2 separate regions of the Homo sapiens genome follow, and region 2 is linked to region 1. A link is a contact called in ENCODE Hi-C data. All regions are on one chromosome and are shown on one strand. Each heading gives the region's core, a stretch centred on a gene start or an enhancer-like site at or near the end of the contact. The rest is flanking DNA. Distances are from core to core; before and after follow the strand shown. Region 1 has its middle 20 kb from the start of PLCXD1. Region 2 overlaps CD99 (CD99 molecule (Xg blood group)).

Region 1 (5,461 bases), core at 1,474-3,973:
CAGAGTCTCACTCTGTCTCCCAGGCTGGAGTGCAGTGGCACGATCTTGGCTCACTGCAACCTCCGCCTTCCAGGTTCAAGTGATTCTCCTGCCTCAGCCTCCCAAGTGAGTACCTGGGATTACAGGTGCCCGCCACCACACCCGGCTAATTTTTTGTATTTTTAGCAGAGACTGTTTTTCACCATGTTGGCCAGGCTGGTCTCGAACTCCTGACCTCATGTGATCCACCTGCCTCGGCCTCCCAAAGTGCTGGGATTACAGGCGTGAGCCACCGCGTCCGGCCCCTGATTCAGTTTTTGACCACAGCTGGTTTCCTCTTTTATTTCAGGTATACAGGCCATATACACTGATTGTTGTAAAATATATTCCATCTTACTCTTCTTCATATACACATATATATATTTCATTTCCTTTTTTGAGACACTCCAGCCTGGGTGAAAGAGCGAGACTCCATCTCAAAAATAAATAAATAAATAAATAAATAAATAAATAAATAAAATAAAAAATAAAACTCCGCGGCCGGGCGCGGTGGCTCACGCCTGTCATCCCAGCACTTTGGGAGGCCGAGGCGGGTGGATCACGAGGTCAGAGGATGGAGACCATCCTGGCTAACATGGTGAAACCTCGTCTCTACTAAAAATACAAAAAATCAGCCGGGTGTGGTGGCGGGCGCCTGTAGTCCCAGCTACTCGGGAGGCTGAGGCAGAATTACTTGAACCCGGGAGGTGGAGGTTGTGGTGAGCCGAGATCACGCCACTGCACTCCAGCCTGGGTGACAGACCTAGAGAGAGAGATTATCTCAAAAAAAAAAAAAAAAAAAGATCCTGCCAAGCTTGTGACTACTAAATGCCACTGCAGTGCACACTTTGAAATGGGTAAGTTGACATTATATAATTTCACATTGAATGATTAAAAACAAAAATGCAAATTGTATGTAAAATTCAATGATTAATTAAATTGCAAATTGAATGATTACAAATAAGTATTGACTATGAATAGGTTACCTTTTCTGAAGAATAGGAGAGGTTAAAAAAGACATTTTTTCCTTTTTTACTTTATAAACATCTTTACAGTTGAATTTTTATTTTTATTTATTTATAATTATTATTTTTTGTAGAGACAGGACCTGGCTATGTTGCCCCGGCTGGTCTCTAAATCTGGGGCTCAAGCGATCCCCCAACCTCAGCCTCCCAAGGTGCTGGGATTACAGGCGTGAGCCACTTCACCGGCCTGTTTGCATTTTAAAAATAAGCTTGCATCACTTTTTAGATAAAAATTAACTACAGATAACCTCAACTGACCCTAGCAGGAACTGGAGTCTCTGCTCCTCCTCTGAGGCCCTCAGCTCCCCGTGGGTGGGGGCTCTCTAGGCAGCCCCCAGGAACAGGTGGGCCTCCTTGGTAACCCCCAGAGACCCCCAACCCTGGCATCCTGCAGGGTGGCCGGGCAGGGAGGGAGCTAGGGAGCTGGGCAAGGCGGGTCCCACAGGAAAGGGCTCTACTCCCTGAGATTGAAACCATTTTTGCAAAAACAATTTTTCTTTCTTTTTTTTTTTTTTAAGACAGAGTCTCGCTCTGTCACCCAGGCTGCAGGGCAGTGGCGCGATCTCGGCTCACTGCAACCTTCGCCTCCCATGTTCGAGCCATTCACCTGTCTCAAGCTCCTGGGTAGCTGGGACCACAGGCACCCACCACCATACTCGGCTAGTTTTCGTATTTTTATTAGAGACGGGGTTTTACCACATTGGCCAGGCTGGTCTCAAACCCCTGACGCTGTGATCCTCCCACCTCAGCCTCCCAGAGTGGTGGGATTACAGGCATGAGCCACCGCGCCCGGCCTGATAAAATTGTAAGTGAGAACATTAGGGCAGTGAAGGAGAGCTAACCTCACTGAGTCCGTCTTGCTTCGAACTTCCACGCTGTCTGCAAGCTGTCTCCAAGCTGTCTCCAAGCTGTCCTTCTTCACTCATGGGTGTCACCCACACTATCTTTGGGAGGAACTTAGTTTATAGTTTAGCTTTGACACGAAGATGATAATAGCCCTTTCCCAGTGCAAACCTCCTTCTTGCCTGGGGACTAGGCCGTGTTTACAGGACTAAGAGATTATCCCCTGGATTAGAAATGATGGTTTAGGACTCTGGCCTCTGGAGGCTGCAAGTTTCTGACCCTCCTCAAATTGCTCCTGCTCACATCGCTTTTGTGAAACCTACAATCAGTGCTGAGATATGTCACAGACCCTTCACTGGACGGATCAGCTGGCACCACCCAGATGATCAACCGGCTAATCTGGTCTGCGGCCCCCACCCAGGAACTGACTCAGCGCCAGACGACAGCTTCGACTCCCTGTGATTCCATCTCTGACCCAACCAATCAGCACTCCCCACTTTCTGACCTCCTACCCAGCAAATTATCCTGAAAAACTCCAGTCCCAGGGTCTCTGGGGAGACGGATTTGAGGAATAAGGAAACTCCGGCCTCCCACGCAGCCGGCTGGGATTGCAGCTTTGTGGTAGTGATAAATCACTCTGTCCACGCAGCCGGCGAGGTGAGCCCCTTGGGCGGTGACAGGAAGACCAAGGAGGATAAAGAAAAGCCAGCTCCTGGGGGCGCGAGGTCACAGCCGTGGCTCGGACGGGAACCCCAAGGTCAAAGGATAGCAGGGGCAGGAGGTGCCGGCCTTGGAAGGCAGCGGCAGATTCCACAGAAGCCTCTGGAGTCCTCGTCCCAGGCAGACGCCGTGCACCGCCTGGAGGTGGTGGGAAGAGCGCACACAGCTTGCAAAGGCCGGGGTACGTCGCCAGAGGGGCACAGGCGCAAGGGGGCCTGGCTGGCCCAGAAGAGGGGTCCCCGGAACCCCAGGTCCATGTCAGGGCCGGAGCCTGCCCAGATCCATTTTCCCTGCTGATTCCCAAGGTGCTCTGTGCCCCCAGAGAACTGCTTTGAAACCCACATACCTCACGGTGGGGCCCACCCCAAAAGCCCATCCCTGGGCTTCATGAGGTGTGGTTTGAGACCCTATATTTTTTTCTGTTTTGAGACGGAGTTTCGCTCTTGTTGCCCGGGCTGGAGTGCAATGGTGCCATCTCGGCTCACTGCAAGCTCCGCCTCCCGGGTTCAAGCGATTCTCCTGCCTCAGCCTCCGGAGTAGCTGGGATGACGGGCACCCGCCACCATGTCTGGCTAATTTCTTTTATTTTTAGTAGAGACGGCGTTTCACCATCTTGGCCAGGCTGGTCTTGAACTCCTGACCTCGTGATCCACCTGCCTCAGCCTCCCAAAGTGCTGGGATTGCAGGCTTCATTTTTTTTTTTTTTTTTTTTTTTTTGAGATGGAGTCTCGCTCTGTCGCCCAGGCTGGAGTGCAGTGGCGTGATCTCGGCTCACCACAACCTCCACCTCCTGGGTTCAAGCAATTATTTATCTGCCTCAGCCTCCCGAGTAGCTGGGACTACAGGCACCCGCCACCACACCCGGCTAATTTTTTGTATTTTTAGTAGAGACGGGGTTTCACCAGGTTAGTCAGGATGGTCTCGACCTCCTGACCTCGTGATCCGCCTGCCTTGGCCTCCCAAAGTGCTGGGATTACAGGCGTGAGCCACTGCGCCCCGCTATTGTTCTAAGCCTAAAGGGGGAAGGCCTTGTGAGCTGTGCTTCGTACTGGTTTTTTTTTCACATTACACCAGGTTCAAGCAATTCTCCTGCCTCAGCCAGGCTGGTCTCAAACTCCTGACCTCATGATCCGCCCACCTCGGTCTCCCAAAGTGCTCGGATTACAGGTGTGAGCCACCGCGCCCGGCCACAGTTAACCATTTTCACCGTGCCCGGCCAGAATTAACTATTCTAATGGGTCCATTCACTAGCATTTAGCACCTGTTTCCGCAGGGGCCGGGTCTGTGCAAACCACACCCCGGAGGTCGAGGAAGCTGAGAGCTGAAGGAAGAAGCTGACTAATCCAGATTCTCCGAAAGAAATACTTAGCAGAGATGTAAGAACAGAAGCCGTGTCTGCGAGGAGAGTGGATCCCGGTCGTCCCTGCAGACCCAGGGCTTCACCCCAGGGAGGAATATGCAGGAAAACGTTGGTGGGAGGGAGGGGGGCCCTCACGGTCAGGGAAGGTGCCTCAGGGACAGCCACGTGCACCTGCCCCAGGGCAGGGTTTATGGTCCAGGCTATTGAGGTCACATTGGAGAAAGTAGCAAAATCATCTTAGAGACCTTCCCAGAGCAGCGGTTGGTCAGAAGTGAACAGGTGGATCAGCATTCCAGATGGAGTTGCTCTCTCTTCCACAAACACTCACTGTCAGATGCAACCCCCACTCTCTCTAGCTACCCCCCCCAGCTACCCCCACTGTCTCTAGCTCCCCCCACTGTCTCTAGCTACCCCACCTCTCTCTAGCTATCCCCCCCTCTAGCTACCCCCACTGTCTCTAGCTCCCCCCACTGTCTCTAGCTACCCCCGCCTCTCTCTAGCTATCCCCCTCTCTAACTACTCCCCACCTCTCTCTAGCTATCCCCCTCTCTAGCTACCCCACCTCTCTCTAGCTATCCCCCTCTCTAGCTACCCCACCTCTCTCTAGCTACCCCCACCTCTCTCTAGCTACCCCCCCCAGCTACCCCCACTCTCTCTAGCTACCCCACCTCTCTCTAGCTATCCCCCTCTCTAGCTACCCCACCTCTCTCTAGCTACCCCCACCTCTCTCTAGCTACCCCCCCCAGCTACCCCCACTCTCTCTAGCTACCCCACCTCTCTCTAGCTATCCCCCTCTCTAGCTACCCCACCTCTCTCTAGCTATCCCCCTCTCTAGCTACCCCACCTCTCTCTAGCTATCCCCCTCTCTAGCTACCCCACCTCTCTCTAGCTATCCCCCTCTCTAGCTACCCCACCTCTCTCTAGCTACCCCCCCCTCTCTAGCTATCCCCACTCTCTCTAGCTATCCCCCTCTCTAGCTACCCCCACTGTCTCTAGCTACACCCCCTCTAGCTACCCCCACTGTCTCTAGCTCCCCCCACTCTCTCTAGCTACCCCACCTCTCTCTAGCTATCCCCCTCTCTAGCTACCCCCACTCTCTAGCTACCCCACCTCTCTGTAGCTACCCCACCTCTCTCTAGCTACCCCCCTCTCTTTAGCTCCAGCACATTCTCATGACTCCACAAGGAGACCATGTGTCAGAACCCCGTTCCTTTTCATGGCTGCATACTATTCCACTCTGTGGACAGAGCACATTTTGTGTGTCCCTTCCTCTCATGACGGCCTGTGCTCTCTCCTGAATGCACCATGCATGCAGGTGACGTGTGTGCAAAGCCATTGCCTGGCAGGTCCCAGAGACCCTCTGCTGGCTCCCAAGCAGGTCCCCTCCCACCTCACGGGTGACCACGCTGAGGTTCAGGACAGATGAGGCAGGTTGCTGAGATGAGGGGCAAGCCCAGCCCTGTGGGGGCCCAGCTGGGTGCCCGGGTGGCTCACG
Region 2 (5,461 bases), core at 1,911-4,410, 2.4 Mb before region 1:
AACAAAGAGATTCCAAGAGTCCATAATGTATTCTTTAGCAAGAAAGACATTCTCTTTAGAAAGGTAGGAAGACTTAATAATAAGCAGACAGAACTGTCAGAATGTTAAAGAAAAAAAAGCAGCAGCAATGACAAAAAAAAACCCCACACGTGAAAGTAAAGTACAGATATTATTTTAAGTGTAACCCTTCTTATTTCTGTAATTTCACCCTCATAAACAGAAGATGATCATAGACACCGTCACTAAAGAAACAAAACAAAGCAACATAGGACAATCCCCTTAAAGTGACTCATCCTTCCCAAGCTTCAGGAAATACTCAGAAACGGCAGTCAAGGGCGTACGAGACTCGGAAGGTTTCTAAGACCAGAGTCTTGTCTTCTCCCACTCCTCGCTCACAGCAGAACCCAGGAAACTCCAGTGTCAGGAGGTGGCCTCCATTCCCCAGGACACCCCACGGCCGGAACACAGTGGTAAAACTAGAACTCTCCTCCCAGGTTCCACCCCACACCCTGCACTCCCATGCCCAGCTGCCTGACACAGAACACGCAATCCTAGCATGAGGACTGCTATATATTTCCACAGAAAGGGCATGTCAGCTGCAAAATCGCAGGGCACAGGGAAAACACAGTATGATCTCGATGCTTCCCTCACATGGGAAATGTCACATGTGGTACACATTTTTTTTTTCAAAGACCCTCCTGGCTTGCTGGGTTTTTGCATCTGTCCCTGGGCCTCAGGGGGGCCATTTGCCCACCCAGGTGTCCCCAAGCTTCCCCCAACCACCTTCGGGTTTAGGTCCATGCTTCTTGCTGGGCACCTCTGCATTCAACAGCTCTTCATGTGCTCTTTGCAACCAAGCCACATTTTGGATTTTTTCCAATGCAGGGCCTGGGTATACGTGTGCATGTCTATGTACATGCATGTGCGTGTCTATGTACATGCATGTGTGTGTCTATGTTCATGCATGTGCGCGTGTGGATGTGCTCATGTGTACATGTGTATTTCATATACGCGTGCTCATGCATTCATGTGGTTTCTGTGTGTGCACGTGTGTGCTCCTGCACGTATGTGTGGGTGTATGGTGTGGGCACACATGTGCATGCATATATGTATTGCACTGCATGTGTGTGCACACGTGTTTTCATGTGCATTGTGAGTGTGCTGAATGCACACCTGTTTGCATGTGTATATGTGCACAAGTGCACTGCATGAATATATATGTGCATTTGTTCATGTGTCTGCGTGTTTGCCTGTGTGCTTGTGTGCATATGTGTGAGGGTGCTATCTGAGCACACACCTGTGTGCATGCATATATGGGTGTGCATGTGCACTGCAGGAGTATGTGCATGTGCTTGTGTGTTTTCATGTGTGCTCACGTGCACATGTGACTTGCTGTGTGGGTGCACACGTGTGCATGCATGCATATATGCATGGCATGAGTGTGCATGCATGTATGTGCCTGTGTATGTGTGCATGCACATGTGTGTCTGTCTGGTGTGTGTCCATGGCCTGCCACCTCCCCAGCCTAGCTTGCCCCTCCCATCCTCCTCCATCACCCTCAGAGTCCACCAGCCTTTTCCTCCACATGACTTCCCTGGTCATAGCCACTGAGCTGGGACCAGGTGTCACTTAGAAGCTTCCTCCTTTTCTTGCTCCACCTGCCCTCAGAGGCCACAGTGACGATGCTCTGGCTCACTTCATGTTCCTTCCACTGACCCCAATGCCCCCATGGACCCCACACAAACCCAGTTACAGGGGAGGGCACAGGCCCTCCCGCCACCAGTGTCACCCCCAGGCAAGCCTGGATTGCCAACTTCCCCTCTGCTTCAGGACTACGGCTGACGTCACCACTGAGTGTCCAAACCCACTGCTCCCCGGACCCCAAGCTCAGCCGACGGAGGTCCAAGACAACAAGTCTGAGAGTGGGTGGCAAAGGACACAGTATGCCCCTCACGCCCTTCTCCCCTTCTCCCACCCTCTGCCCTTAGCCCTAGTCCTTGGAGAACTCGCCTCAGCCCCGCACTTGGAGCTTGTCTTCCATTCTTATCTCTGTGCTGTTTCTACAGTTTTTAATTGAAACAATTTCAATGTCACTCCAGGATGCCTGAAGGACAAGGACACCAGAGGAGAGACAACCCCAAGCATTCTATCATCGACCTTGGGCCCTCGACCTCAGCTTCCATCGCTCAAGGCTCTGTCAGTCTGTCCCCTGCCTCCAAGGTCTCCTTTCTCCCAGATACAGAGTCCCACCCTCACCATTTTCTCCTCGGGTGACTAACACTTAAGACAGCTCCCCAAACACCACCCCACAGAGAGTAGGGAGGAAAGGGAGGTGACCCGCTCTCGATTTCATATAGACGTGGGCACCCTGAATCACCCATAATCAGACGTTCACTCCCTGGTGGAATCTGGTACTGCAGACACCTCTGAGGCTAATCTTCCAGGTGTGTGAGGGACACAGTTCCCTATGTATGTGAAGGGATGCAGTTCCCCAGGTGTGTGTGAGGGAGGCAGTCCCCCAGGTGTGTGTGAGGAAGGCAGTCCCCCAGGTGTATATAAATGGATGCAAATGCACGTGCTATTGGCTTGAAGCCTCATGGGGAAGCAAACCCAATCAATGATCATCAGTCAGTAAAGGAATCTCTGTAAATGAAGCTATCGTCTCCTAACTCAGTCCACTGCTCTCTTTATTGCCTAGGATTCATCTCCCAATTCATCACATTCCCTGAGCTTTCAGGTGGTAGGCAGGAAATTGCGGGCTCACAGCAGACACCCCCACTTGCCTTTTTGCTCCTGAAAACGACCTCCGGGGCTACAAATGTGAAGAAAACACCAACAAAACCCACCCAGCAAGAGCTGCAACCATGCCCTCAGAGAAGGAGCCTGGTGGAGAACTCAGGTGCCTGTGTTGCACGTTTACGGCATTCAGCCTCTCTGCAAATTTGCAAAGAGACCAGACCCTCAGCAGAACCCCCAACTGCCACTGCTGTTTCCACCCGGCCCTCTCAAAGCTCCAGATGTTTCCGGGACAGGGTAATGGCTCATCAGGGCAAGGCGGAACGGACGACAGATGGCATGAGTCAGTCTGACAAGACACTTTCTACTGATTCAAACCATGTTTACTTTTTCTCATCAGCCAGGCAACTCAAAAAACAGGACGAACCCAGAGTGAAGTCCCCGAGGCCACATGGGGTGTGTGAGTTCCTCTGCAACGTGACTAAGGCTTGCACTAATGCAGGAATGCACTCAACCGGGGCAAACGCAGGAGGAGAGCCAGTACCTGGGTTCTCTTTTTGCTGTTTTTTTCTTTTCTTTTCTTTTCTTTTGAGGCAGAGTTTTGCTCTGTTGCCCAGGCTAGAGTACAGTAGCATGATCTCAACTCACTGCAACCTCCACCTCCTGGGTTCAAGTGATTCTCCTTCCTCAGCTTCCCCAGTAGCTGGGACTATGGGCATGTGCCACCACATCCAGCTAATTCTTGTGTTTTTAGTAGAGATGGAGTTTCGCCATGTTGGCCAGGCTGGTCTCAAACTCCGGGCATCAAGTGATCTGCCTGCCTTGGCCTCCCAAAGTGCAGGGATTACAGATGTGAGCCGCCGCGCCCGAACACTTGGGTTATCTTAAACCCCATCATCACATCATTCAGGTGTTTCACATAAAATTAAAAATGAGCCAGGCGTGGTGGTGCACGCCCGTAGTCCCAGTTACTTGGGAGGCTGAGGCAGGAGAATCGCTTGAACCCGGGAGGTGGAGGTTGCAGTGAGCCGAGATCGCACCACTGCACTCCAGCCTGGGCGACAGAGTGAGACTCTGTCTCGAAATAAATTAATTAATTAATTAAAAAAAATTAGGCAGTTCCAAGATTCCTGTAACTTTCAGATTTTCATAAGAATAACACAATCATTACATAGTAACAGCAGCAGCCAGGGACATCATTTAAGCAGTGCTCTGTGTGTGCCTGCAGCTTTCTCAATAATGCCGTTCATCTCCATTAAGGGTGGGAGGATGAAGACCCGCCACTGGCCTGGGTGTCCCTGCTGAAAAATGTCCAATTCACTCAGCCCCAGCATCACCCCAGGGTGTTCACACCTGCTGCTGGCCACTCCAGTACTCATCTGCTCCTGCTGGTTTTCCACACCCTTTTCCAAAGCCCACTAAACACGAAACTTTCAGGACATTGTAGAAAAGGAGGAGGAGGTGGTGCAGAGGGCACGTGTGTGCTCTTTACTTGCTGCTGAGTCCTCTGATGCCAAGCAAAGGCAAAGCGTTTTTTGTTTTTTGTTTTTTCCTTTTTTTGAGACAGAGTGTCTCTGTGTCACCCAGGCTGGAGTGCGGTGGCCCGATTTTGGCTCACTGCAAGCTATGCCTCCCGGGTTCACACCATTCTGCTGCCTCAGCCTCCCGAGTAGCTGGGACTACAGGTGCCCACCACCACGCCCGGCTGATTTTTTTGTATTTTTAGTAGAGACTGGGTTTCACCGTGGTAGCCAGGATGGTCTCGATCTCCTGAACTCGTGATCCGCCCGCCTCGGCCTCCCAAAGTGCTGGGATGACAGGCGTGAGCCACCGCGCCCGGCTCTTTTTTTTTTTTTCTTTTTAACGTTTTGGAGGTCGAGTGGAACCAGTCACATGGTCTGACCCTAAAAACTTTCATTCCAGGTTTGGGGGGCCTCGGGAAGGGTCCCCAGCCTAGAGATAATTGTAGCTCAGAATGCTGCAAGAGAAAATGCCTCCACATTGGAGCAAGCACCGGAAGTCCTCCTGTGTGGGAATAGCAGGAGGCAGCTGATACATTTCATTTTACTATTTTATTCAAATGGTCAAAACACCCTTACTTTTCTGTTGCTATAAAACCGAATCGCTCTGGAAGTATTGTCCTCTTTTTCAAGATGTGTCATTTAACACCGGGCAGACGATCGGTCACAGGGCACAAAGCGTCCATGAGACAGGACAAATAACTTCAGGAAAGCTCAGAGACACCATGGCGACTGCAATTAGTAACAATGGCTTGAATATTTGAAAACGACTAAAGGAGCCCATTCTGAATAAGTGTTCTCACCACACACAAAAAAGTGCTGCAAAGTCTGTGAGGTCATGCATATTTAAATCCATCTCACCATGGATACATACATCAAGACACCATGTGCAACCGCATAAACACATACAATGTGTATTTGTCAATTAAAAGAAATAAACACATCATTTAAAAAAATCTGGCGCTGAGATCTTACCAAACATATTGTAAAATTACAGAAAAGAGCTTAATAGTGTCATAAATAGTTTCAGGAATACACCAGAGTGTCATAGTCTCAGAAATACTCCAGTGCTGGGTCCAGCTTCCCGTCAGTAACAGGATGTGTGCCAGTGACTGCATATCTGAGTACAGAAAACACAATGTGCCAGATCACAGACAAGTGCAAGGAACTCCGAGTTCACCAAACATCCTACACTTTAGATTTAA

The links. Hi-C counts contacts between places; a loop is a spot of excess contacts on that map.
Region 2: a loop to region 1 is called in a map with no recorded cell type, with 13 times the contacts of the local background. The contact joins two enhancer-like sites. A Hi-C loop is called at or near these places in 2 of 37 single-sample maps with no recorded cell type.

The regions. Positions count from the first base shown.
Region 1 is chrX:258,578-264,038 of GRCh38, reverse strand. No RefSeq gene overlaps it. Among named protein-coding and RNA genes, the nearest start is that of PLCXD1, 20 kb to the left of the region's middle. Within about 2 kb of position 2,723, at least 7 of the 41 ENCODE cell types and tissues checked have a DNase peak (open chromatin) inside an H3K27ac peak, as active enhancers do.
Region 2 is chrX:2,705,195-2,710,655 of GRCh38, reverse strand. All of the region lies in intron 1 of CD99 (CD99 molecule (Xg blood group)), which reads right to left. Among named protein-coding and RNA genes, the nearest start is that of CD99, 17 kb to the right of the region's middle. Within about 2 kb of position 3,160, at least 25 of the 41 ENCODE cell types and tissues checked have a DNase peak (open chromatin) inside an H3K27ac peak, as active enhancers do.